Linked DNA regions of Homo sapiens: all the other regions are linked to region 3. Evidence: chromatin contacts called from ENCODE Hi-C or POLR2A ChIA-PET data. All regions are on one chromosome and are shown on one strand. The core of a region is the stretch at or near the end of the contact, and the rest is flanking DNA. Distances in the headings are between cores, read along the strand shown.

What was found. A loop is a pair of places that touch in the nucleus more often than their neighbours do. ChIA-PET counts read pairs that join two places held with the same protein, here RNA polymerase II (POLR2A). Pooled maps may share reads with other maps.
Region 1: a loop to region 3 is called in a pooled map, with 7 times the contacts of the local background. The contact joins the enhancer-like site here to the promoter of RBM6 in region 3. A Hi-C loop is called at or near these places in 6 of 50 pooled maps. POLR2A ChIA-PET finds 5 or more read pairs at or near these places in 3 of 52 experiments (AG04450, Caco-2 and naive thymus-derived CD8-positive, alpha-beta T cell).
Region 2: a loop to region 3 is called in a pooled map, with 6 times the contacts of the local background. The contact joins the promoter of TUSC2 here to the promoter of RBM6 in region 3. A Hi-C loop is called at or near these places in 1 of 37 single-sample maps with no recorded cell type and 7 of 50 pooled maps. POLR2A ChIA-PET finds 5 or more read pairs at or near these places in 5 of 52 experiments (Caco-2, GM12878, HEK293 and 2 more).

The regions. Positions count from the first base shown.
Region 1 is chr3:49,538,517-49,541,504 of GRCh38, reverse strand. No RefSeq gene overlaps it. Among named protein-coding and RNA genes, the nearest start is that of BSN-DT, 14 kb to the left of the region's middle. RefSeq lists a silencer at 1,313-1,542. Within about 2 kb of position 1,649, at least 24 of the 41 ENCODE cell types and tissues checked have a DNase peak (open chromatin) inside an H3K27ac peak, as active enhancers do.
Region 2 is chr3:50,326,720-50,329,915 of GRCh38, reverse strand. It overlaps TUSC2 (tumor suppressor 2, mitochondrial calcium regulator), which reads left to right and starts at 1,693. Exons shown (of 3, transcript NM_007275.3): 1 at 1,693-1,962. The coding sequence starts at 1,817. RASSF1 (Ras association domain family member 1) reads left to right here. Exons shown (of 6, transcript NM_007182.5): 6 at 1-128. RefSeq lists an enhancer at 1,449-1,558.
Region 3 is chr3:49,938,548-49,941,448 of GRCh38, reverse strand. RBM6 (RNA binding motif protein 6) reads right to left here and starts at 1,299. Exons shown (of 21, transcript NM_005777.3): 1 at 1,224-1,299. RefSeq lists a silencer at 869-1,068 and enhancers at 625-1,146, 1,209-1,268, 1,299-1,348, 1,379-1,438, 1,147-1,669.

The sequences.
Region 1 (2,988 bases), core at 400-2,899, 400 kb after region 3:
GGCAAAAGAATCTCTTGACCCTGGAAGGCAGAGGTTGCAGTGAGCTGAGATTGTACCACTGCACTCCAGCCTGGATGACAGAGCGAGACTCCGCCTCAAAAAAAAAAAAAAGAAAAAAAAAAAACGATTGCATTGAAGTTGGGGCTTGAAAGTGCCACTTTCCGGCCAGTAACTCAGTAACTGACATTATCCAGTTTGTACTGTGGCCAGGCCACGGTGCAGAAGAAAATTAACTGTTTAGGTTTTATAATGTCAGTAAGTCCCAACTGAACGTTGATTTTGTTGTTTTTGTTTTTGTTTTTGTATGACAGAGTTTCGCCCAGGCTAGAATGCAGTGGCGAGATCTCGGCTCACTGCAACCTCCACCTCCCGGGTTCAAGCGGTTCTTCTGCCCCAGCCTCTCGAGTAGCTGGGACTACAGGTGTGCACCACCACACCTGGCTAGTTTTTGCATTTTTAGTAGAGACGGGGTTTCACCATGTTGGCCAGGCTGGTCTTGAACTCCTAACCTCAGGTGATCCACCCGCCTTGGCCTCCCAAAGTGCTGGGATTACAGGCGTGAGCCGCTAGGCCCGGCCTCTCTCAAGACCTTTTGCAACGGAAGTGGGAAGTGATCCTAGACTACTGGCTCCAATTCCCTAGAAAGGGAGCTGGTCTGGCGTGAGCTCTGGACCATTTTGGCAGGCTCCAAACTTGGTTTTGCCCTCTATAGCCTAAGGATGCGACACCATGCGGACAGAAGACAACAGCACCCTCAGCCCTGGCCCTGGCCAGCTCCCAACTGGATGTCCCTGCTGTTCCAATGCATGCCTAGAGCTGTGAAGACTGCTTTGGGAAAGGTGTTTCCTGGGGTTTCAGGGTACCCCCACTCAGGGAAAGAGTAAGTCGCCAGCAGCCTCATCCCACGTCTGCTTCTAGTGCCAAGCAGGGGGACCCAATCACACAAGTGGAGGCACCTCATCTCCATCCAGTACCCTCCCAGATCTCACAGTACCCTATCAGGCTACCCCCTTTAGGCGGTGCCCTCAGGAGCTCTCTGGCTGGAGGAAGGAGAGACAGAGAGGCCCTGCAAGCGCTGAGCTCTATCTATACCGTGTGCAGGTCCCGCGCTGGCTCCGCGGGGCACGGGGCCTGGAGGCAGGCAAACGCTAAGGCGAGGGAGTACGCACAGGAGGGCTCCTTATTGGTTCCCCACCTCTGAATTAAAGGTTTGCTGACTGGGGTCTCGGTAGCGGAAGCCTGGGCCCCAGACTCGCCCCTCTTATTGCCTGCTCGCTTCCCTTGCCTAGGGAGAAGGGCACTGGCGAATCACAGGCTCCCCAGTTGCAGCTACACTCGCCCCGATGCCCTCAGGGACTGTGCGGCAGTGGTGGAGAGAAGACAAGTCTAGTTACACCACCAGCTAGCGGCCGCGCTCGGACTGGCTCCCCGCGGTTGGGCTACTCGCGGGCTTCGCCCCGCCCGCCCGCCGGCCCCACGGCCTTAGCCCTGCCCACAGCCCCGCTCGGCCCCGCGCTGCCGGAGATTTTCGTCCGCTCCCGAGCGGCCTCAGCTCGACCCACGGCCGGCCTCCGGAGGCTAGCGCTTTCCGGGAGCTGGCGGCGTTATTAGCCCCGCCCACAGCCCGACTCTTCAGCCCCGCCCACCGCTGGCGACTTAATCCTCTGGCGCCACCTCCTGGGAGGCCGCGGACACTGTCTCCCTCTTCGGCCCAGAGCTGCTCCTGGCAGTCCACTCTGCTGGGCTCACCTGGGGGGCATCTGGAGCCACTACCAAGGTTGGGAGCTCTCCCTATCCCCAGCCCGAACCTGCCCAAGGCCCTGCGTCTCGCCACACGGAGCCTTCACAGGGACATGGACAGAACAATTCGTCTGACCCGAACTGAGACTCTAGGATAATCGCCACCAAAACTGGGGGTAGTGGGGCTAACCAGGGCCCCAGCAACCCGGTCTTCATGCTGCCCATGCCCTAGGCTGTCCTTAGGAGGGCCCCTCCTGCAGGAGCACCCGAACTCCAGCTGATGGGAGCCCCCACTTTGAACCTCTTGCCGAACCTCCTCTAGATCTTCTAGGGTCCCCACAGGGAAATGGTACCCAGCATTTCTCCATAGGTGCTTCAAATAATTCTTTGCTGCTCTACAACAGGAACAGAATTTCATCATCAGAATTAAACCTGGCCGGGCACGGTAGCTCACGCCTGTAATCCCAGCACTTTGGGAGGCCGAGGTGAGTGGATCACCTGAGGTCAGGAGTTCAACACCAGCCTGGCCAACATGGTGAAACCTTGTCTCTACTAAAAATACAAAAATTAGCCGGCCGTGGTGGCGGATGCCTGTAATCCCAGCTACTCCAGAGGTTGAGGCAGGAGGATCGCTTGAATCCGGGAAGTGGAGGTTGCAGTGAGCCGAGATGGTGCCACTGCACTCCAGCCTGGCCGACAGAGCAAGACGCTGTCTCAAAATAATAATAGTAGTAGTAGTAATAATAATAATAATAATAATAATAATAATAATAATAATAATAAAACCTAAAGTGTTTGGGTCATATTTAGAACTGAACACGCCTCACACTAGCCACAAGACCCAGACCAATAACTCCCTTGCCCTCTCTGGGCCTCAGTGACTTTGCCTCAAGGTAGTTGTGAGGAAGGTGAGCAAAACAGGGAAAGAGTCACCAATGGATTTGGATTTTTAAGATATTGAAATCCCAGGCCAGGCGCGGTGGCTCACGCCTGTAATCCCAGCACTTTGGGAGGCCAAGGCAGGCGGATCACAAGGTCAGGAGATCGAGACCATCCTGGCTAAAACGGTGAAACCCCGTCTCTACTAAAAATACAAAAAAATTAGCCGGGCGTGGTGGCGGGCACCTGTAGTCCCAGCTACTCGGGAGGCTGAGACAGGAGAATGGCATGAACCCAGGAGGTGGAGCTTGCAGTGAGCTGAGATTGGGCCACTGCACCAGTCTGGGTGACAGAGCAAGACTCCATCTC
Region 2 (3,196 bases), core at 444-2,943, 390 kb before region 3:
AGTGCGTGAATGTATGTAATGTGTGGTGGCCTCAGCTGAATGCCTCCTGTGGGGAAAGGGGTTGGGGTGACAGTCATCATCAGGGCCTGGGGCCTGAGAGAATTGGCTCAATAAAGATTTCAAGATCCTCCTGCTGTTGGAATCTTTTATACATATAAAGTTTTTGTAGAGACATGAGTCTCTCTGTGTTGCCCAGGATCCTCCCAACTTGGCCTCCCAAAGTGTTGGGATTACAGGTGTGAGCCACCCTGCCCAGCCTGGACTCTTTATTATTATAGGCGCAGAGCTGCAGTTGCCCCTCATGGTGCCAGAAGTTGCCAAGGGTGATGGACAGGCTCCCAGGTGTCTTGCAAAGTCACCATGGACCAATTTGTGAAGATGTAGTATGCATACATACTTGGTCATCACTCAGCTCCCTGGGGCTCAGGTTGTGGTGGAGACAAAAATGGACTGCAGTTAGAACTTAGGGAAACTGGCTGGGCATAGTGGCTCACACCTGTAATCCCAACACTTTGGTTGGGCTAGGTGGGCAGATCACTTGAGGCCAGGAGTTCGAGGCCAGCCTGGCCAGCATGGCGAAACCCCATCTCTACCAAAAATACAAAAAAAATTTAGCTGGGCGTGGTGGTGGGCGCTTGTAGTCCCAGCTACTCAGAAGGCTGAGGCAGGAGAATCGCTTGAACCCGGCAGGCAGAGGTTGCAGTGAGTGGAGATCACACCACTGCACTCCGATAGAGCAAGACTCCAACTCAAAAAAAAAAAAAACGGCCGGGCGCAGTGGCTCAGGCCTGTAATCCCAGCACTTTGGGAGGCCAAGGCGGGTGGATCACCTGAGGTCCGGAGTTCAAGACTGCCTGACCAACATGGTGAAACCCCGTCTCTACTAGAAATACAAAAAAATTAGCCGGCATGGTGGCAGATGCCTGTAATCCCAAGTACTCGGGAGGCTGAGGCAGGAGAATCGCTTGAACCCTGGAGGCAGAGGCTGCAGTGAGCCGAGATCGTGCCACTGCACATTATCCTGGGCGACAAGAGTGAAACTCCATCTCAAAAAAAAAAAAAAACAAAACCATCCCTTCAACACACACACACCACGCTCTGGGAGAAGGTGTGGCATAACTCCTTCACCAAATACAGAGCTGCCACCGTGGACCAGACACTGCTCGTGATACCGAGGGTATAGCTGTTAACAATTCTTGCTTTCATTAAGCATGGACTCTGCTGGGTTTGAAAACACTGAATTCGAAGTTCTTCAGAACTGAATGTAACTATGTGAATCTGGCCAGTTCCTTAATTTTCTTTCAACTTGGTTAGTTCACATAAGCGTGGCAATCGCAAAAATACAGCTGTGAAAATAGAAGCCAGATGGGCACCCGGCGGTCTGGCCTTAGGCCCTGAAGTGCAGGTTTGAGGATTGGTGCTTGCGAAGTCCTGCTAGGCCTGAACTCAGGTGTTGGGGGACGTCAGAGCCGCCAAATACACCCAAAAGACCGGGAGGACTCACGGCCACCACTTTCCTCGGTGGGAGCTGTCCCAGCTGGTCAGATCGCGCTTGCTGGGACCTGGGATCTCGCAACGCATGCTGGGATGCCCAGCATCTAAGGGCGCCCATTGGTCCCGCCCCCACGACTTGAGCAACAGCCAATCAGAGGTGGCAGCGTGCGGAAGCGGAAGTGAGGTTTCCGTGGAGACAGCCGAGCCTGCGGAAGGCGGCGGCGGCGGCACCTGCGATCAGCGGCTGGGGCAGGTTATGGTAGTGCGGACTGCGGTGTGAGCAGAGCGGCCACGGGGCCCGCCATGCGCCGGCGGCCCTGACATGGGCGCCAGCGGGTCCAAAGCTCGGGGCCTGTGGCCCTTCGCCTCGGCGGCCGGAGGCGGCGGCTCAGAGGCAGCAGGAGCTGAGCAAGCTTTGGTGCGGCCTCGGGGCCGAGCTGTGCCCCCCTTCGTATTCACGCGCCGCGGGTAAGGGCATGGGTTCCACCCTGGCGGGGGGAACAGGCGGGCGGCCAGGCGTCCCGCGCCACGGGGGAACTTCCACCGCTGTACCCCACTACAGCCAAGCCAGGACGACCCCCATATTTTGAGCCTCATTGGAGCTGGGGGTGGAGAAAGCCGGGCAGTGGTCTCCTGGCGGCCTGGCCACTCTGAAAGTCTCCCTAGGGAAGAGTGGGCCTGAGGCTTGTCACTGGTCGGACCTTCCGCACGGTAAAGCTAAGCTAGGGCCTCCATAAGACCTCCATAAGATCTCTTCCTTTCATCCCTTCCGGCTCAGCCTGCATACTGAAGGGTCCTAGCCTCCCTTTCCCCCCCAGTTATTCCAAGGGGATAATAACCCTCTGTTTAGGCTGCTTTTCCTGACAGTAGTGGGGCTGAACCTTTGAGCGTAGTGGCTGGGAAAGCAGGGATAGGCCTCAGTATTGGGGGTGAGGCTGAGGAAAAAAGACCCTCACCCAGTTATGTTCTCCAGATCCAGAGCGCTGACCTACCCACCCAACCCCCAGCCCAGTCTCCCAGAGGCCCGCACAAGAGTACCAGATTGGCTTGGCTCTAGTGGGCTCCTGGAGATGGGCGCTCCCTGTGCTAGAGATTTGGCTGTAGACACCAGGAAGACCCAACAGTGGCAATTCACCAGCCACCTGGGGTGTGGGGTCAGGGGAGACGCAGCCTTCATTCCTTTGTGCTTCTTCCTAGCTTAGGCTTCTGCTATTTCAGTCTTTGACACTGGGCCAGCAGCATCTTCTGGAGTGAGACCAACATGCCCAGGCCACCACCCTGCCCACTCTAGAAGTCCTGGGTGAAGGCAAAGTCCTGATATTAGAATGGCTGCCCTTGCTGAACAAATCAAGGATGAGAACTGGCCTTGGTGGCTGCCTGGATGGTGTGCTCTGGTGTGGGCTCTCTTCTTGGGGGTCTGACATAGTAGCACTGCCCACCCATCACCTCACTTCCCACTTTCTTCTAGTAGACCCCAAACCCCAGGCAAAGGATTCTCCAGGCAGGCCAGGCACCGTGGCTCACGCCTGTAATCCTAACACTTTGGGAGATGAAGACGAGTGGATTGCCTGAGTTCAGGAGTTCGAGACCAGCCAGAGCAACATGGCAAAACCCCGTCTCTACTAAAATACAAAAAATTAGCAGGGTGTGGTGGTGCATGTCTGTAGTCCCAGCTACTTGGGAGGCTGAGGCAGGAGAATTG
Region 3 (2,901 bases), core at 50-2,549:
GGCTGGTCTCGAACTCCCCACCTCAGCCTCCCAAAGTGCTGGGATTACAGGTGTGAGCCACCAGGCTCGGCCTGGTAATAGAATTCTATAAGGAAAGGTGCTACAACTATCCAGAGAGACCTGGGACCTGTCCTGCAGGTTAGGTATCTAGTTAGATGCTAGTTTCTGAGACAAGGTTCAAATTCAACTTTTGTGTTTCACCAAAATGGTAACATATTATTTAGTTACTTTCTTCACTGCCAGTCCTACCATCACGCACCAGCTCTTGACACCTCTCGTTAGAGACCTCACAAATTCAGTAATGGTGACATATTTAAATCATTCACGCTGGTGGCATTTCTCAATAGGAAGGTGGAAACTAGCAAGCCGAGGGCACAATCCAGGGTTCAGAAAATGAACCAGGTGACCATGTCTGCATGTCTACTGAACTCCTTCACTTAAATCCGGCTACTCTGACCTTCACAAGCAAACCTGGAATATGCAAAAAATACAATTACGCTCACGGTTTATGTACCCTACGAAACAGGGCCCTTCCTTCAAAAAAAAAAAAAAAAAAAAGGCATTCCCAAAGTTGAACCCATTCGCCTAACGTCAATTCTAAAATAAAGAGAAAAACATCTATTTACACCGCTAATGGAATCTAAAGCGTGAATACGATAAAACATCCTTCTCCTTCATTGCCTAACGGGCGCAGAACCCACCAGACCACTCTCCCGCTTCCAGGTTCTACCGCCCCGACGACCGGGCTCGGAGCTCTTGTGCCCTCCGGTCCAGCGGAGCCTCCCTTGTGTCTGTCCAAGTCTGAGGACGAGGCTACGTGCTAAGCACAAGAGCTCCCTTCCTAGTGATGCCACAGAATTGGATCTGAAACAGGAAAACCGCAAGAACAGCCCGCTTACAGCTCCGAAGAGTAGGAGCACAGAGCCGCAACCACGCGCCGGCCCCAGCCTCACAGCTGGCCGCTCCGCGGCGGGACCGGTAATCTACTGCCGCGCCGGGCCCCGCCCCAGGCCCGCGACGGTTCCGGGGCGTTCCTGCCACGGGCGGCGCCTCCCTCATCTCACCGTTGCTTGGTCTTCTTCCCGAGCGAGGCCGCAGCCGCCCCGCGACACTGAAGCCACAGCTTTCAGGCTGCGCGGGCCTGCGATGTCTAGAGCGGGCCTGTCTGCTGGCTATTCCCTGGCAGGCTCTGGCACGCCTCCCCTCCAGTCCCGGGCCCTTACCTAGGCGGCGAAGCCTCCACGGCCCGCTCCTCCTTCTCCTCAGCCTCCGCCACCGACCCAGCGCCGCGGACACCGGAACTTCCTCCGCGCGGGGCCACTGCTACCACAAAGGCGCCGCGCCGCTGCCTTCAGCGCTCGGCCCGCTGGGAGATGAAGTACAGCTGCCGGTCCCGCAGACTCTTACTCCCGCCGTGCCCCGCGCGCAGGGGACTTGCCTTCTGGGGTGGGTCGTAAGAGCACGCTGTCCATCGCCATCCAATAAGAAGGCGCGCTTACCCGCCCTACTCCGCGTGACCTGCTGGGAGTTGTGGTTTGGCCTCTGCCCTGTGACACCTGGTCCTCTTGTGCTTTCCTCTCAGTTGATTGAGGCTTACAGTTTTTTGGTGGCTTGACTTTCCTGAGGTTTGCTCCCTGCCAGCAGCTCGGGTACGGCCCTGGCCTGCCTAGCTCGAGGCCTCCTTATTGTCCGTTAGTGTGAGAGAAATGGAAGGGAGCTTCTTCGGGAGTAAGTTTAAGCCATCTCCAGCTGGTTGGCGGGGCGCGGTGGCTCACGCCTGTAATCCCAGCACTTTGGTAGGCCGCGGCGAGTGGACCACCTGAGGTCAGGAGTTCTAGACCAGCCTGGCCAACATGGTGAAACCCCATCTCTACCAAAAATACAAAAATTACCCGGGCTTGGTGGCAGGTGCCTGTAATCCCAGCTACTCGGGAGGCTGAGGCAGGAGAATCACTTAAACCCGGGAGGCAGAGGCAGAGGTTGCAGTGAGCCGACACTGTGCCACTGCACTCCAGCCTGGACAATAGAGCAAGACTCCACCTCAGAAAAAAAGAAAGAAAGAAAAAGGCCGGGCGCAGTGGCTCATGCTTGTAATCCTAGCACTTTGGGAGGCCGAGGTGGGTGGATCACGAGGTCAGGAGTTCAAGACCAGCCTGGCCAAGATAGTGAAACCCCATCGCTACTAAAAATACAAAAAGTAGCCAGGCGTGGTGGCGCATGCCTGTAATCCCAGCTACTCAGGAGGCTGAGGCAGAGAATTGCTTGAACCCGGGAAGCACAGGTTGCAGTGAGCCGAGATCGCGCCACTGCACTGTTGCCTGGCAACAGCGCAAGACTCCGTCTCAAAAGAAAGAAAGAAAGAAAGAAGTTGGGCGCAGTGGCTCACGACTGTAATCCCAGCACTGTGGGAGGCCGAGGCGGGTGGATCACGAGGTCAGGAGATCAAGACCATCCTGGCTAACACGATGAAACCCTGTCTCTACTAAAAACACAAAAAATTAGTGGAGCGTGGTGGCGGGCACCTGTAGTCCCAGCTACTCAGGAGGCTGAGGCAGGAGAATGACGTGAACCCGGGAGGCGGAGCTTGCAGTGAGTCGAGATAGCGCCACTGCACTCCAGCCTAGGCGACAGAGGGAGACTGTCGCAAAAAAAAAAAAAAATTACCCGGGCTTGGTGGCAGGCGCCTGTAATCCCAGCTACTCGGGAGGCTGAGGCAGGAGAATCACTTAAACCCGGGAGGCAGAGATTGCAGTGAGCCTAGACTGTGTCACTGCACTCCAGCCTGGACAATAGAGCAAGACTCCGTCTCAGAAAAAAGGAAAGAAAGAAAGAGGCCGGGCGCAGTGCCTCACGCTTGTAATCCTAGCACTTTGGGAGGCCGAGGCGGGTGGATCACGAGGT